Regions from separate parts of the Homo sapiens genome. Here region 1 is linked to region 2. A link is an interaction called in ENCODE POLR2A ChIA-PET data of the cell type or tissue named here. Cell type or tissue: GM12878. All regions are shown on one strand.

Region 1 (5,000 bases), 52 kb after region 2:
TACTCCATTGTGCCAGATAAAGTTATTCTAACTCTGTTACATACTTCATGTTAGTACTTGGAAGACACCTTGGAAATACCTAGTACATTTCATCAGGTGTTGAGGGACTGAATAATACTGGTGTAAAGTTGAATTTTTCTAACTGTGTAAACCAGTGGGCTTGATAAGAGAGCTCAGCCGACGTTACGTCAGAAAGGGCCGTCCATAAAGTGGTTCTGCAAATGCTGATGTCAACCCAGGACACACAATTAGAGGCCTCAAAGAATATAACCACCTCACTTGTGCTACTACCCAGCCCTGTTTCACAGTGGTTGGGGATCAGAACCTCTTCAGGGAGTGTATGCATTGTAATTGTATCTGTTTATTCCTCCCCCCACCCCCACCACGCACACACTAGGCCATCAACTTCTAGTTGGGTAGGATTCATTTTTGTAACCTGGTGCCCTAGTGCCATCCCTGGCACTTACTATATGTTCAATAGATAATTCTTGAATAAAGAATACATAACCTGGTGAACAATACAGAGCAGGATCTCAGCAAATCCCAAATTGTGTGAAACTCATAATATCGAGCACAGGTGCCATAGGAGGTGGAGAAACATTCAGTGAGGCACCCACAGGCTCTGCGCTAAGCAGGATACAGAGTGGAGTAAGAGGCTGCCAAATCCCAAGGACCTCGCAGTCCTGTGATGGGGACAGATGCAAGAATGCCCCCGAGAACTGGAGAAGGGAATGGAGCTCTCGGAAAAAGCTCAGTCAGCGCCTAAGGGATAGGAAAAGCTTAGTAGGGGGTGACACTTGAACTGAGTTTTGAGAGAAGGGTAAAGTGCTTCTATATAAAAAGGAGGGACATTCCAGGAAGAGGGAGCAACCAGGGCAAAGGCACAGAGGCCCCTGGGTCCACTGGGAGAATGCCAGGCCGTTTCTTGAGAAATGCAGGACTGGACATAGCTGAGGGGAGGACAGATGGTAAGGGACTGGGCTCTCCTCCTCTGGATGAGGGAGAGTCCCAGGAGGAGTGTAAGCTGCAGAGTGCTTGAGAGATCACCCTTGCGGGAGTGTTGATGGATTGGAGGTGGCCGAGCTAACGGGGCCACTTAGGAGAGGGTCATCAGATTTAACCTTTGCAGGTATTGGGGTGGGGGCATGGGGGAAGGGCACTGCTGCAAGCTGAGTTCTTTGAAGGTAGGGATGACAGCATTTGGTGACTGGCTGACTGTGGGGAGGGGGCTGGGAGGAAGAGGGGAAGATTCAGGCTTATTCCTAGGGTTTTGCTTAGCCACTGACTGCACTTGATGATGCAGGGAATACAGCGGGAGGGGGAAGGAGGATTGGAAAGGTAAGTTCAGGAATTACTTTTGGACATTTCTGTTTCCAGGTGCCTGAGGAACATCTAAATCATCAGGTTATGTCTGAAATAAAGGGAGAGAGTATGCAGATTATTGCCTCTACGGGTCTGGATCTATTGATAAAGGAGATTTGGGCGGGTGGGGGGGCAAGAAGGAGTGCAGAGAAGAAAACCTGGGGAACGCATATCGCTGGGGAGGGACAGGCCATGAGGAGAACTAGGAGCAAGTGCTTTAGGGAAGAGGAATTTACCAGAAGCCACAGAGGGCCTGAGCATGAGGGCTCACACCTGTAGTCCCAGAGCTTTGGGAGGCCGAGGCAGGAGGATTGCTTGAGGCCACATGCTCTAGACTAGTCTGGGCAACATAGTGAGGCCCCATCTCTAGAAAAAGTTTTAAGTTAGTTGGGAGCAGTGGTGTGTGCCTATAGTCCTAGCTACTTGGGAGGCTGAGGTGGAAAGATAACTTTAGCCAAGGAGTTCTAGCCTGCAGTGAACTATGATAGTACCACTGCACTCCAGCCTGGGCAACAGAGCAAGGCTGTCTCTTAAAAAAAAAAAGGAAGCCACAGAGAGAGGCCAGGTAAGGACCCAGGGTCTCGTGGATTTTGCAATGGAGGTAAACACAGTGTGGGCTGATGCAATCAGTGTTTGCTGCCCTTGGGCGCTTCGCTTCACCTCTAAGGGGCTCTGCAACGTGATAGAGTTGGGCCAGTGAATTTGTCAGGTGTCTTCTGGCTGTTACTTTTGTCTGTGTGTGAACCTTTGTTTTAGGCCATTTCTGTAGTTAGTGAACAGAGCAGATAGAGTCCAGTCATTTTGCAGAAATGTTTCCATTTGGATGATGAAACAAGCTTGATTGCTGAAGCTGGTGCACTCATCCCATTGGCATGGTGCTAGCCGAGACCTTTGAAATACCTGAGGACACCTCTTGCCTGTTTATAGAGGTTGCTTCTGTCTGCTGAATAGGGCTTTGTAATTAACCAGGAGGTGCATTTAGCGACACTGGCCATTTTTCTCTGCATACCAAGTCTACAACATCAAAGAAGAAATTTAGGATGAAAGTTCTTTAAAATCTTAGGCCAGGTGCTGCAGCTATTGCCATTGCAAGGACCTGCGGCAGTCCTGTTGGAAAATGTTTGTTCTGCATGTGTTCCATGCCAGTTGTTGGCAATAAGATTCTAAGGTTTTGGAACTAGACTACTGCAATGAAACAACTTTCTCTGTTAGGGAAGTGTCCTGGGCTGTCAAGAATTATCATCAAGAGCAGCAGGTTTTATAAGATACATGGACCTATTTGGCATTTACCAGCCCATGCCGCTAGGATAGAGGGACAGGGCTGGGCCCCAAGTGTGGGCTTCCCGGAAGAGCCAAGCACCGGCTGCTCATATGGGATGGGTGGGGGTGGTGCAGGTGCCCTGCATGGGTTCCACTGCCCTAAAGAGGGTACAAAGGCCACACCTCCGTGTGTCTGCCAGGGCTGGGTTCAGAGCCTCCCTGGCTTCCTGGGCACTCTGCCTATCACACAGCGATTCCAATATGATCACATGTTCAGAACAGCCACACTTGTCAAAGCAAGGAGAGAACACTTCAGCAACGTTCAAAAACATGTCTCCAGGGATTAAAAAAAAAACACGGAAAGCTTCATTTTCCTCCCTAGTGGGGAAGTCTTCCTTACTCACAGCCTCTTCCTGAGTTGGTGTCTGTCGTGAAGCATTCTTTGGAAGCATAGTAAGCGGAGGGTTTAATTTACCATAGTCGTACACATTTGCACAGAATCTAAAGTTTGCAGTGCGTTTCATCATCTTTATGTGAATCTCATGCAGCTCTTACAGGGAAAACAGGAAGAACTGGCCCCATTTTCTAAATGTGGAGACAGGAGGAGGTGAGATGGCTCGCCTCTGCCCAGCCGACTGGGAAATGCAGAGCTCAGAGAGACAGCAAGTCAGGAGATGTTGATCCAGGGAGCTTTTCACTCTGCCACCCACCCCATCGATGGAAGCACCGACATTATCAAGGCTGCATTTAGATTTCAAAACAAAAGCAAGCAAACATGCCGGGCTCGTGGTATGCTGTTGTTTTAACCGAAATGATACAGCTGAAAGGGTGAGCAGCCATCAGTGCTGTGAGCGAAGCGTGATCACACATCTTGTATGTTTAGCAACTCAGGAGGTAGCTGAGCCTGGAAGTGACTTTCCTGGTATGTAGCAATTCAGAGAATACAAAACCACATTCATTATCTGAAATGGGCTCAGCTGCTTCTGTGTTTTATCATATAGAGCTGGGAACTTTGATGTGTGTGGTGTGTGCGTGTTTTGCTGCATATACAGATAATCACACAACTGGAGGCTTCAGCCTTGCTGTTTACACACACACACACACACACACCCCAGCAGATACATCACACACAGACTTCTCACCTGTTACGTTACTAACAGTGGTGCTGGTTTGTTTGAACAGTGTTTGAACTTATCAATAACCTTCCTCCAGAAGGCTCAGCATAGCTATAGCATATGCTGTGTGTGGAAAATATAACCTAAGAAACAGAATGGAATTGAATCATGACCACTATTGCTATGAGACAGAATCCACAGCGATGGAGTGGGTGCTGGGGTCAGACTGCCTGAGTGTGTACCCTAGGTGAGTCACATAATAGCTGGGTGAATGGCCAAGTTTTCACCTTTTTTCCCTCATTTGGAAAATGGGATGATAATAGGAGCTATCCTGAAGGGTGATGATGAGGGTTAAATTAACAATATAGGTAAAGGCTTAGAACAGTGTGTGGCAGATGGTAGGTAAGCCCTTAATAAATATAAAATATCATTATTTGTGTCCATCATTTGAGATATATCTCACATCTTATCCAGAGGACTCCCCAAACACTCGTGTTGTCACTTCTCTTTCCTGTCTCTGGGTTCCTCTACAAGTCAGTTTTGTACCATGCAGTCTCGCATTTGATGACATGCAGCATTACTTAGTTCTGTGAATGATTCGTGTGTCTTAATGTCACTTCCCCAACAGACTGTAAATTTCTTGATGGCAAGAACCATGTAACTGGTTTTTGTTAGATTTCTGCAACTCAAGACCCAATCCTGGGCAACTGTTGGACACTTAAACATCCTTCATCACTAGCTGCGTTCATCACTAGGAAAAAGTAAGAGAAATCTGATGGTATGGGATTGTAAGTGGGTATTAGATCCAACAGCTGAAACTTAAGATGTGAAGATGTATATTGACACACATGTGCGTACAAAATGTTTATAGCAGCTTTATTGATAATAGCCAAAAACCAGGAACAACCCGGATGTCCTTCAACAAGGGAAGGGTGACCCAGCCCGTGATGCATCCGTCACACTGTGGATTGCTGCTCAGCAACGAGGAGGCACAGACTCGATACGGGAGCCAGCCTGGGTGACGCTCCAGAGAACTACCCTGAGTGGAGAAGGGCAGTCCCACCGTGTGATTCCATTATTATCACATTCTTGAAATGACAGAATTATAGAAAGGAGAACAGAGGAGTGGCTGCCAGAGTTTAAGGAGGGAATGGGGAAAGGGGGAAGAGCAGCATGCGGGATCCTTGTGACGGAAGCGTTTTGTGTCGTGTGGGTGTCTGTCAGTTTCCTAGCTGTGATACTGTACCATTGTCTTGTAAGATG
Region 2 (5,000 bases):
AAATCATGCTGAAGTATTTAGGAATAAAGGGACGTCATGTCTGCCGCTTACCTGAACTGATTCAGAAAATAATAACGTACATGGACACATACATGCATACATACACACACACAGATAATGATAAGGTGATGTAATCAGATAAAAAATGTGGGAATCTGCTGAAGGGTATAAAGGAAATTTTTGTACTATTCTGGCAATTTTTCTCTAAATTTGAAATTGTTCCAAAATATAAAGTTTTTTTTTTTTTAATATTGCATTGCCAACACCCTTGATCACACAGAGGATATCTGTAACTCTGAGTTGGAAAGTTATTTAAAAGAAGTAGGATTTCTCGGCTGGGCGCGGTGGCTCAAGCCTGTAATCCCAGCACTTCGGAAGGCCGAGGCGGGCGGATCACTGGGTCAGGAGATCAAGACCATCCTGGCTAACACAGTGAAACCCCGTCTCTACTAAAAATACAAAAAATTAGCTGGGCATGGTGGCGGGCGCCTGTAGTCCCAGCTACTCGGGAGGCTGAGGCAGGAGAATAGTGTGAACCCGGGAGGCGGAGCTTGCAGTGAGCCGAGATCGCGCCACTGCAATCCAGCCTGGGCGACAGAGCAAGACTCCTTCTCAAAAAAAAAAAAAAAAAAAAAAAAAGAAGTAGGGTTTCTCTATTGAGATAATCATATGATTAAAAACAATATTTAAAAAAAGAAGAAGGGTTTGAAGGTGAAGATATTTTTAAAATAATTAACCAATTTATTTCACTCATATTTTCTTTTCTATATATGCAAAAGCACAATAAATAAGCAAAGCCTATGTCTAACTGAGTTTAAAAGAGCTCTTTATAATGAGTTTACAACAAAAATTCTAAATGCGAAGGAAATACTGTATTATAGTTTAATAGTTAGCTGTTTTTCTTTCTTCGTGGTACATAAAATAGTGATACATCCTTGAATTATAAAAACAAAAAAAAGTACATAAATATTTTTAACTCTGACTTTGCCACTGATTAAATGTGTGACCTTGGGCAAGTCCTGTGCACATGTTTTCCCCATTAGTAAGACTGGATGACAATATTTACTGTGCAGAGCTGTTAGTGTTATCAAACCCCAAATTTTGGGTTCATGTACCTGATATACAGCAAACCTAACACCGACACATCAGCACTTAGAAGCAGAGGAAGGTTTATTTGACTCGGCTAAAGCAAGAAGGCAGGAGAAGCAGCCTCTCAAATCCAATCTGCCTTTTAACATAACTGGGGGCTTTTATGAGCAAAGCAGGTATGCAGGAGATGGATTCCCCCAATACTCAAAACTGTTTGAGTTCCTCGGCCCAAACAAACTCCTAGATGCTATCAAGGAGGTCTGCATGACCTAAGGATCATTGTTCTTTGAAAGAAAAACAGTTCATCAATCTTGCAGGCAGCCCTGGGGGTTAGGGTAGGAAGTTAATCAATTACTAGTGACTTCCCTCGTGCAAGCAAGCATGCACGGAGGAAGAAAAGGACAAGGAAATAAGTAAAGTGAACATCTTATGATCTTTATAATAAAGGCTTAATTACATTGGGAGGATTAAAACATCATTGTAACAATAATACCAGTAACAATGACATTTAAGCCAGTGTGTCTACTTGTCAGGCACTGCACTATCAAATACCAGCAGCAAGTCTGGCACAAAATAGATGCTCAATAAATGGTAGCTATTGAATCAGGGCCACACATTTAATTGATATTATGATCAAGATGTTCAAGGGAAAAAATACTATTACTTATTTAATGTGGAACAAGTCTAGTCTTTCTCTTGAGCTCCCACCTGCTGGTTAGGAGGCAACAATGTTATTTGGATCCTGTTTAGAGTATTCTCAGAGCTGAGCCCTCAAATTGTATCAGTCTTACTTATGCACCTGTCCTGTTGGCCGTCCTTGTGCTGCCCCTGACACCTGCCTGCTCCCTAAGGCGATGTGGGGAGAGGAGCATATACATTCCAACGTGCTGTAAGGATAGAGATCCTGGCCGGTCCCTGTGAGGCAGGAGAATAGGGCCTGGAGGCCATGAACGTAAGGCTGATCCATGCTGACTTCCTAGAACAAAATCAAATGGAATATAAATGGCTTTGTAACCTCACTTCATCCTCTCCATTTACACCGTTTACACTTTGTAACTTCACATTCATCCTCTCCATTTACATAAACCGCACACACAGTGACATCCTCTCCATTTACATAGACCACACACGCCAAGTGACATCCGCTCCATTTACACTTTGTAACTTCATATTCGTCCTCTGCATTTACATAGACCGCACACACCAAATAACATCCTCTCCATTTACATATTCTGGGCACATTCTGAGTAAATGACTTTGTAACTTATCTTCATTGTCTTCATATACATAGAACATATACCAAGTAACCAGTGGAAAACGTCTAGAGAGTATTGAAACCCCAGAAAATTCTGTAACCAGGGCTCATGAGCCCCTATGCTCCGGCCTGCTCCCACACTGTGGAGTGTACTATCATTTTCAATAAATCTGTGCTTTTGCTTTCCTCACTTTGTGCGTTTTGTCCAATTATTTGTTCAAGACGCCAAGAACCTGGACACCTTCCACCAGTAACACCTGGATGTGCCCCTGGCATGCATGGGTCCCCACAGTCACCTCTGCCCCTGGAGCCCCTGGGGGCCAGGGTAACTCTCAGTCTGATCTTGGGGCTTGTTAGAGGTGCAGGATCCCTCTTGGATTGCCATTGCTGTCACCTCCAGCCAGCCCGTTGGCCTGAGTGCCACCTTCCCTTGCCCAGGCCAGGCCCTTGGGCAGTTCATTCAGCCTCTGTACCACTCAGGAGAAAGCGAAAACTTAAGGTTCCTCAGCTGACCCTCCTGGCACCTTTCTGAAGGTGGGCTCCAGGGCCAGAGGCAACAGCCTCCTCCTTGCCATGAATATCCTCATGGATCCAACACCCTATCTTCCAGACTTGGGCCCAGGAAGAAAAATCAGAAAACAAGCTTCTGCCTCATTGGCCTTCCAACCTCTAGTACCTCCTCCTTTCTCTCCCATGACTCTCTAGGTTCCCATGGGGCTGGCTGCTCTCCCAGAGCCTCCCTGACTCCACTCTCAATGGTGGCCTGGTCTTCCCCAAGCAGACCATGGGGATCCCTAAGAGCCTCTAGGCTTTGTCCTTGATATGCTAATGGAGGAGATAAAGGAATCCCAGCACTTCTTCTCTTCTCAAAGCTTTCAAAACCAGGTCTCACACAGCCTCTCCTGCCTTGGGACAATAAGCCTTCTGGCTCCCCTGGAGGGAGCAGCTGCAAGAAAACCAAATTCAAAGCAAGAAGTGAAAATGCAGTGGTTTAAATTTACAGAAAGATTCTCGTTTGTACATTATTATGATAATTATGGCCCTGGGAATCCGGGTGAGGTCTCCAGAGCTTCAGTACACACTTCAGGCAGAGCATTTGCAAATTCATGGTCTTAAATCCTTAGGACAGAAAGATGTGAAGGAAAGCCAGGGAAGCAGAAGTCCTTAGGAGACCTGGGTCCTGAACTCTCCAGAGCTCATGGATCTTCTTGGATAATGAAATTCAGGGGTTGGAAGAGGCTATTTCTAAGGGAGGGCTTTCAACTCGGAGAGTCTCTGGCCAAAGGTTCTAATTCCAGTACTTCCAATTTTTGATTAACACTGCCAAATACAATCACAATTTTAAAATTCAGGGTACTTAAGGAGTTTAGGATATTAGGTTCTGCCAGAATAGCCTCTGCAGGGATGTGGAATGGCTGCATCCATCTGCCCAGGAGAAAGAGGGATGGGTACTGGGGAGGGTTCATTAGCAGGAAACTTTCCAGGGCAGATGAACACGAGGACAGAGCCCAGCTGAAGGGAACCAACAGGGAGTAGGAAAATCCAGAGCAAGATGGCAGATGTGAGGAACTGAGTGGGGTCAGTCTGGAGAATCTCACCAGCAAGTACAGAACCAGTTTTTGTCCCTTCCCATGCTCAGCAAGCCAGTAGCATGTTGATCTGCTAAAATAGCTGCCTACAGGATTTTCTGCCTCAATTCCTGACCCCTCCAATCACTTCCCCACCCTACAGCCAGAGAACCCACCACCTTTTGGGATCTTCCCATTGATCAGGATAAAGATCATGGCTGACAAGGCCCTGCATGGTCAAGGCCCAGCGGTTCTCAACCCTGACTGCATATAGGAATCATATTGGCCCAATCCCAAGGGATTCTGATTCAGTTAATCTGGGATGAGGTCTGAGCATCAGTATATATATAATATACTAATATATATTTATATATACTGGTGTATATATACATGTATACTGATATATTTTATCAGTATATATTTTTATTGATTTTTCTATATTATATATAATATATATCTATAAAAATATAAAATATATCTATATATTTAAATATTTGTTTCTATATACTGATATATTAAATATATATTTATACTGATATATACTTATATCAGTATAAACATATTAAATATATATTATATATAAATATATACAAACTATATGTTTATATATATTTAATCTCCAGGTGATTCTAACTGGCACTAAGGATTGCCAGCCCCCTGCTTTGGCCCTGCAAACTTCAACCTTATCTCATGACAGTCCCCCTCTCGGTTTCTTTGTGGCACAGCAACATTGCCCACTTTGCCCCAGTCCTTTTTTTTTTTTTTGAGACGGAGTCTCGCTCTGTCGCCCAGGCTGGAGTGCAGTGGTGCAATCTCGGCTCACTGCAAGCTCCGCCTCCCAGGTTCACGCCATTCTCCTGCCTCAGCATCCTGAGTAGCTGGGACTACAGGGGCCCGCCACCACGCCCGGCTAATTTTGTTTTTGTATTTTTAGTAGAGACGGGGTTTCACCGTGTTAGCCAGGATGGACTCCATCTCCTGACCTCTTCATCCGTCCACCTCGGCCTCCCAAAGTGCTGGGATTACAGGAGTGAGCCACCGTGCCCGGCCTGCCCCAGTACTTGTAATATGTCAATCTGCCTTTCCCT

What was found. Peaks named below come from ENCODE experiments on the same cell type or tissue, not always from the same donor. Only the 100,000 strongest peaks of a DNase experiment are listed, where the experiment ranks them.
Region 1: POLR2A ChIA-PET joins it to region 2 with 5 read pairs; 2 of 35 experiments call an interaction of 5 or more read pairs at or near these places.

Annotation. Positions count from the first base shown.
Region 1 is chr14:95,522,050-95,527,049 of GRCh38, reverse strand. No RefSeq gene overlaps it. Among named protein-coding and RNA genes, the nearest start is that of SYNE3, 7.9 kb to the right of the region's middle. RefSeq lists a cis regulatory region at 2,539-2,941 and an enhancer at 2,964-3,258. In GM12878, no CTCF peak of the experiment used is centred here; no DNase peak of the experiment used is centred here.
Region 2 is chr14:95,574,494-95,579,493 of GRCh38, reverse strand. All of the region lies in intron 1 of LINC02318 (long intergenic non-protein coding RNA 2318), which reads right to left. Among named protein-coding and RNA genes, the nearest start is that of LINC02318, 3.4 kb to the right of the region's middle. RefSeq lists enhancers at 1,831-2,752, 2,753-3,675. In GM12878, no CTCF peak of the experiment used is centred here; a DNase peak (open chromatin) is centred at 2,243; H3K4me3 peaks cover 352 bases; H3K27ac peaks cover 869 bases.